2 separate regions of the Homo sapiens genome follow, and region 1 is linked to region 2. Evidence: read pairs that join two places in POLR2A ChIA-PET (ENCODE). Cell type or tissue: A673. All regions are shown on one strand. Each heading gives the region's core, and the rest is flanking DNA. Links, peaks and the distances in the headings are about the cores only. Region 1 overlaps CSRNP2 (cysteine and serine rich nuclear protein 2). Region 2 overlaps SMAGP (small cell adhesion glycoprotein).

Region 1 (2,913 bases), core at 321-2,820, 200 kb before region 2:
AAACACATAAACCAAAAATAAAAGGAAAAATTAAAACCACAAGTAAGCAAATAAGCATGTACAAATCACAATGTCTTTCTATGATACTGACTTATAGAAATCTCCACTCCAGTTATACCATTTTTTTTTCCTTTGGAGATAGGGTCTTGCTCTGTCGTCCAGGCTGGAGTGCAGTGGTGCCATCATGGCTCACTGCAGCCTGGAGCCATGCTGGGATTACAGGTGTGAGCCACCGCGCCCGGCCCTAATTTTAAAATTTTTTGTAGAGATGGGGTCTCGCTATGTTGCCCAGGCTGGCCTCAAACTCCTGGGCTCAAGCAGTCCTTCCACCCCAGCCTCCCAAAGTGCTAGTTACAGGTGTGAGCCAACATGCCAGGCCCAGCTGCATCAATTCTTAGGACTGTTCTCAGGTGTGTGTGTAACAGAATGACTCATTATGGGACTTTGGTCTGAAAAGCAGTATTTGGCCAGATATACCACAGTTATTTGTTACCCAGCTAAAAATAAAGAAAGAGTGAGTTAGGAGAAATCCAACCACAAGGACTCAGCATCTACACCCTCAATAATTAAGTTCCAGATAAATTTCATTCTTAGGGATGGTATTGCTGTTTTCAACTGAAATGTGTCTTAAACTGTCCCCCATCAGAGGGCCAACAAGGGGCCAGGCACGGTGGCTCATGCCTGTAATCCCAGTACTTCGGGAGGCTGAGGCAGGCAGATCACCTGAGGTCAGGCGTTTGAGACCTGCCCGGCCAACATGATGAAACCCTGTCTCTACTAAAAATACAAAAGCTGGCCAGGTGCGGTGGCTCACGCCTGTAATCCCAGCACTTTGGGAGGCTGAGGCAGGCGGATCACGAGGTCAAGAGATCGAGACCATCCTGGCCTACATGGTGAAACGCCGTCTCTACTAAAAATACAAAAATTAGCTGGGTGTGGTGGTGTGTGCCTATAGTCCCAGCTACTCGGGAGGCTGAGGCAGGAGAATTGCTTGAACCCGGGAGGCAGAGGTTGCAGCGAGCCGAGATCACGCGCTACGGCACTCCAGCCTGGCAACAGAGCAAGACTCCGTCTCAAAAAAAAAAAAAAAAAAGAATTACAACAATACAACAATTAGCCGGGCATAGTGGTGCACACCTGTAATCCCAGCTACTTGGGAGGCTGAGGCGGGAGAATCACTTGAACCCAGGAGGTGGAGGTAGCAGTGAGCCAAGATCGCGCCACTGCACTCCAGCCTGGGCGACAGAACGAGACTCCGTCTCAAAAAAAAAAAAGGGCAGCCAACAAGAGATGATACTTTCTCTTTCAGATAACTATGGTTTTAAGCTCTGCTAGGCCAGGTCTGATCCTGAATTATAAAGCTCTGAATACTATTTTGATTTTTTCAAAATTGGAGTAGAGGTACTGAACAATAAGTGTTTGCAGATAGAATCTACAGGCCCACACCATTCCTCTGCTAACTTTTTGAGACAGGGTCTTGCTCTGTCGCCCGGGCTGGAGTGCAGTGGCACAATCATAGCTTACTGCAACCTATGCCTCCCAGGCTCAAGTGATCCTCCTCCCATCTCAGCCTCTTGAGTACCTGGGACTACAGGCCCATGCTACCATGTCCAGCTAATTTTTGTATTTTTTGTAAAGATGGGGCTTAGCCATGTTGCCCAGGCTGGTCTCGAACTCCTGGGAAGCAATCTGCCTGCCTGCCTCGGCCTCCCAAAGTGCTGGGATTACAGATGTGAGCCACCATGCCCAGTCCTGCTTCCTTTTATCTCAAGGAATCAGTATTTAGGAAACAGTATTTAGGAAATACTGTTTAGGAATCAGTATTTAGGAAACATTTACTAAATGTTAAATGTACTAACTCCTCTTCATCCCTTTCCTAACAGCTGCTTCTTATCACCTCTGAGAAATGAAACAAAAAAAGATGAGATACCTCCACAGCCTAAGAATCCTGTCATGCTTGTTTTCTTTGCAAAAATTTTAAGAGACAGGGTCTCACTCTGTGACCCAGGCTGGCGTGCACTGGTGTGAACTCAGCTCACTGCAGCCTTGACCTCCTGGACTCAAGAGATCCTCCTACCTCAGCCTCCCACATAGCTAGGATTAGAGGTGTGAGCCACCATGCCTGGCCGTGTGCTGTTTGCTTACTCTGTTGACGGAGGAGGGTTGTGGAACTGGAGAGTGTTCACAACCATAGGGAATCCACCCCTGAATGGGCCTCCCATGTTCAGTGGCACCCACACCTCACCCCGCTGACCCTGGTGTAGATATACTATCTCAGGCCAACTTGGACTGACCTGGCATTTAATCCCAGCCTGGCTGCAGGCACACGCTTCTGGGTCACAATACAGTCGGCAGTCACAACCACATTCTTCCCGTGACAGGCGGATGGCTCGAAGTTCTTGCTTCTCTTCAGCATCAATACGGTGGACCCCAGAAGCCCTCAGCAGGGCCCGTCGCCGTTTGGTGGGCAGAGGCTGCAGGAAGAAGTAATCATCCACCTCCACATTTTCCACATCAATATCTTCATCTGACACATCATCCAGCGTCAGGCCATCAGCCTCCACCGACTCCACTGTCCCATTCTTGGTCAGCTGCCAAGAGACAGGAAAGGTTAGCCTCATAGACATGAGCGGCATGCACCTCCTCAGTGACCATCCCAGAGCAGCACTGTCCCTTGAACCTTCTGCAATCATGGGAATATCTGTGCTGTCCAAAATGATGGCAGCTACTAGCACATGTGGCTACTGAGCACTAGAAATGCAGCAATTGGAAAACTGTCATTTTATTTATTTTTTTGAGACAAAAGTCTCATTCTGTCGTCCAGGCGGGAGTGCAGTGGTGCAGTCTTGGCTCACTACAACCTCCGCCTCCCGGGTTCAAGCGATTCTCCTGCCTCCCAAGTAGTTGGGATTA
Region 2 (2,913 bases), core at 256-2,755:
TAAATGGAAAGTGTTCTATTAGAATTCTCATTAAAATCAAATTTTAAAATAAAAAATCCAGACATACTTAGAATGTCTATCTGGAGAGGAATGATGAAATAAATTACAGGCCATCCATTGTGGAAACAGTTGCTAAAACGAATATGAGATCTACAATATTACTGGGACAGGATACATGGTTAGATGAAAAAAGCAAACTGCCAGGTGGTATATGTAGTAGGACTGCATCTTTGTTTAAAAAAAAAAAAAAAAGTAAATTGGCAGAGTGCAGTGGCTTACACCCATAATCCCAGCACTTTTGGAGGCTGAGGTGGGAGGATTGCTTGAGGCCAGAAGTTTGAGTCCAGCCTGGGCAACATAGCGAGACCCCTGTCTCTCTGTGTATTTTTTTTTAAGTAACTTTAAAAAACCCTATAAATATGCATATATATGTTTGTACATAGAAAAGGTCTAGAAAGCTGTTCTCTGAGGGGCATGTATTACCTTTCAAATAAAAGAACATGCTTGGCAAGGTGGCTTACACCTATAATCCCAGCAATTTGGGAGGCTGAGGCCAGAGGATCACTTGAGTCCAGGAGTTCAAGACCAACCTGGGCAACATGGCAAAACCCTGTCTCTACAAAAAATACAAAAATTAACTGGGCATGGTGGCACGCACCTGTGATCCCAGCTACTTGGGAGGCTGAGGTGGGAGGATCACCTGAGTCTGGGAAGGTTGAGGCTGCAGTGAGCTGTGATTGAGCCACTGCTCTACAGCCTGGGTGAAACTGAGGCCCTGTCTCAAAAAAAGAAAAAAAGGACAAACAACAACAAAATAAACTAAGTTCAGGAAAGCTGGCATAAAAGGAGGAAATGGCTTATAGCTTTTCCCCCATTCTCTCCCGTTTCTACCCCATTTTTTTGTCCAAACAAAGGAATAATTATTAAATAGCACTACAGTCTTTCCAAACCTTCCCTGCTCAGGTTCATAAGATTGAAGGCCCCACCCAAGTCCTAACCAATAGCAAATGACCTTCAAGATCTATTCTGTTCACTTACTCTTTTTTTTGTTAACCCAGATACTGGCTGGCTTCTTTGTGGTCCTTGTTCCCAGCTTGAGCTAAATCTCTTATCACTGAGGCATCAGATCTTTTGCCACCTAAGTCTGCCAGCCTACTTATTTGCTCTAGACCTGCCCAGCAGAGGGCGGCTCCCCGAGTTCTTTCCATGGGAAGCCACCCTGGGACTCGGCCCCCTTTCTTCTGCCTTCTCTTTCATGTGCACCAGCCAGTTGGGTGGAGTGAGACCTTGGGAGCAGTACACCATGACAGAAAGAACACAGGCTTGCAGTAAATCAGACTTGGCGCAAAATCCTGCCTCTGCCATTACTAGCTGTGTGACCTTGGGAAATTTTTTTAATCTTTGAAAATTTAACGGTGACTCATGCCTGTAATCCCGGCACTTTGGGAGGTCGGGGTGAGTGAATCACTTGAGATCAGAAGTTCGAGACCAGTCTGGCCAACATGGTGAAACCCTGTCTCTACTAAAAATACAAAAATTAGCTGGGCATAGTGGTGGGCGCCTATAGTCCCAGCTACTCGGGAGGCTGAGGCAGGAAAATTGCTTGAACCCGGGAGGCAGAGGTTGCAGTTAGCCGAGATTGCACCACTACACTCCAGCCTGGGTGACAAGTGGGAAATTCCATCTCAAAAAAAAAAAAAGAAAAGAAAATTCCTTAACTCCCCTGAACTTCAGTTTTTCCTTCCGTAAAATGAGACTAAAACTTGTTTCATTGGGTTGTGGTGAGGAATAAGTGCAATGAAAAATGCTGCTTTGGGAGGCTGAGATGGGAGGATCACCTGAGGCCAGGAGTTTGAGACCAGACTGGGCAACACAGTAAGACCTTATTTCTACAAAAAATTATTTTTAAAATAAAATAAAGAAAAATGCTAAGTGTCTAATACAGGGTGAGGACAACCTAGGCGGTAGCTGGTGTGATCATTTGGTGGCAAGAGATGAGCTTTACCTGGCACGGTGGGCAAAGCCCACAAGGCACAGTTCCACTCTGCCCTACTTCGAATAGGGCTGACTTATGCACTAGGCACAACAGGCACAGTGCCCTGGGCCCACAATGCTTCGAAAGGCCCATGAAAATGTTTTAAATAATTTTCATTTCTTTTATAATTAGAAGAAGGAAAAGAAACAAAATTTTAGGTCAAAGAAATATTAAGGTTGTTATGCCATTCAATTACTAATTATAAATATTAATTATATTATATTATATTCTTCCTTACACTGATGCAGTTGTAAAATATGATTTTTAATATTTTTTTAAGTGAAGGAGGAGCCCACAAAGACAGAAGTGCCCAGGGCTCAGGAGTCATAATGTGGCCCTTCCTTTCAAGGTTCCTGGAGGATATCTTCTCTAGGAAGTCTTTATAGACTGTGAGGGAGGAATAGGTGGGAAGGTGGGGGAAGAGAAATGCAAGACAGGGGTAGAAGAGAAGAGCTGGCCTTTAGTGATCCCATCATTTAAAGTATAAGCTTTCTTCCTATCTGTGATTTCTATTCTTTTGTCTATTGCTGTCTCTGAACTTACACTTGCTTGGACCCAGTGGATAGGAGACTGTCCTAAATCACTACTTCACTCATGTCACTCGCTGGATCAAGAATGCAGCCAGGTGAGGTGGCTTGCGCCTATAATCTCAACAACTCAGGGGCAGAGGAAGGAGCATGGCTTCAGGCCGGGAGAGTTGCCTGAGCAACATAGCAAAACCCTATCTCTACAAAAAATTTTAAAATTAGCTGGGCGTGATGGTGCACGCCTGCAGTCCCAGCTGCTCAGGAGTCTGAGGTGGGAGGATCCCTCAAGCCCAGATGTTTGGGTCTGTAGTGAGCCAGGATTGTGCCACTGCACTCCAGCCTGGGCAACAG

The links. ChIA-PET counts read pairs that join two places held together with the same protein. Peaks named below come from ENCODE experiments on the same cell type or tissue, not always from the same donor. Only the 100,000 strongest peaks of a DNase experiment are listed, where the experiment ranks them.
Region 1: POLR2A ChIA-PET joins it to region 2 with 12 read pairs; 5 of 35 experiments call an interaction of 5 or more read pairs at or near these places.

Annotation. Positions count from the first base shown.
Region 1 is chr12:51,065,379-51,068,291 of GRCh38, forward strand. It overlaps CSRNP2 (cysteine and serine rich nuclear protein 2), which reads right to left. Exons shown (of 5, transcript NM_030809.3): 4 at 2,295-2,591. It also overlaps a transcript of LETMD1 not described here. Among named protein-coding and RNA genes, the nearest start is that of CSRNP2, 17 kb to the right of the region's middle. In A673, for the core only: no CTCF peak of the experiment used is centred there; no DNase peak of the experiment used is centred there.
Region 2 is chr12:51,261,697-51,264,609 of GRCh38, forward strand. The region is part of intron 2 of SMAGP (small cell adhesion glycoprotein); the gene reads right to left. Among named protein-coding and RNA genes, the nearest start is that of SMAGP, 7.3 kb to the right of the region's middle. In A673, for the core only: a CTCF peak has its summit at 1,179 (motif pointing right); a DNase peak (open chromatin) is centred at 1,235; H3K27ac peaks cover 769 bases.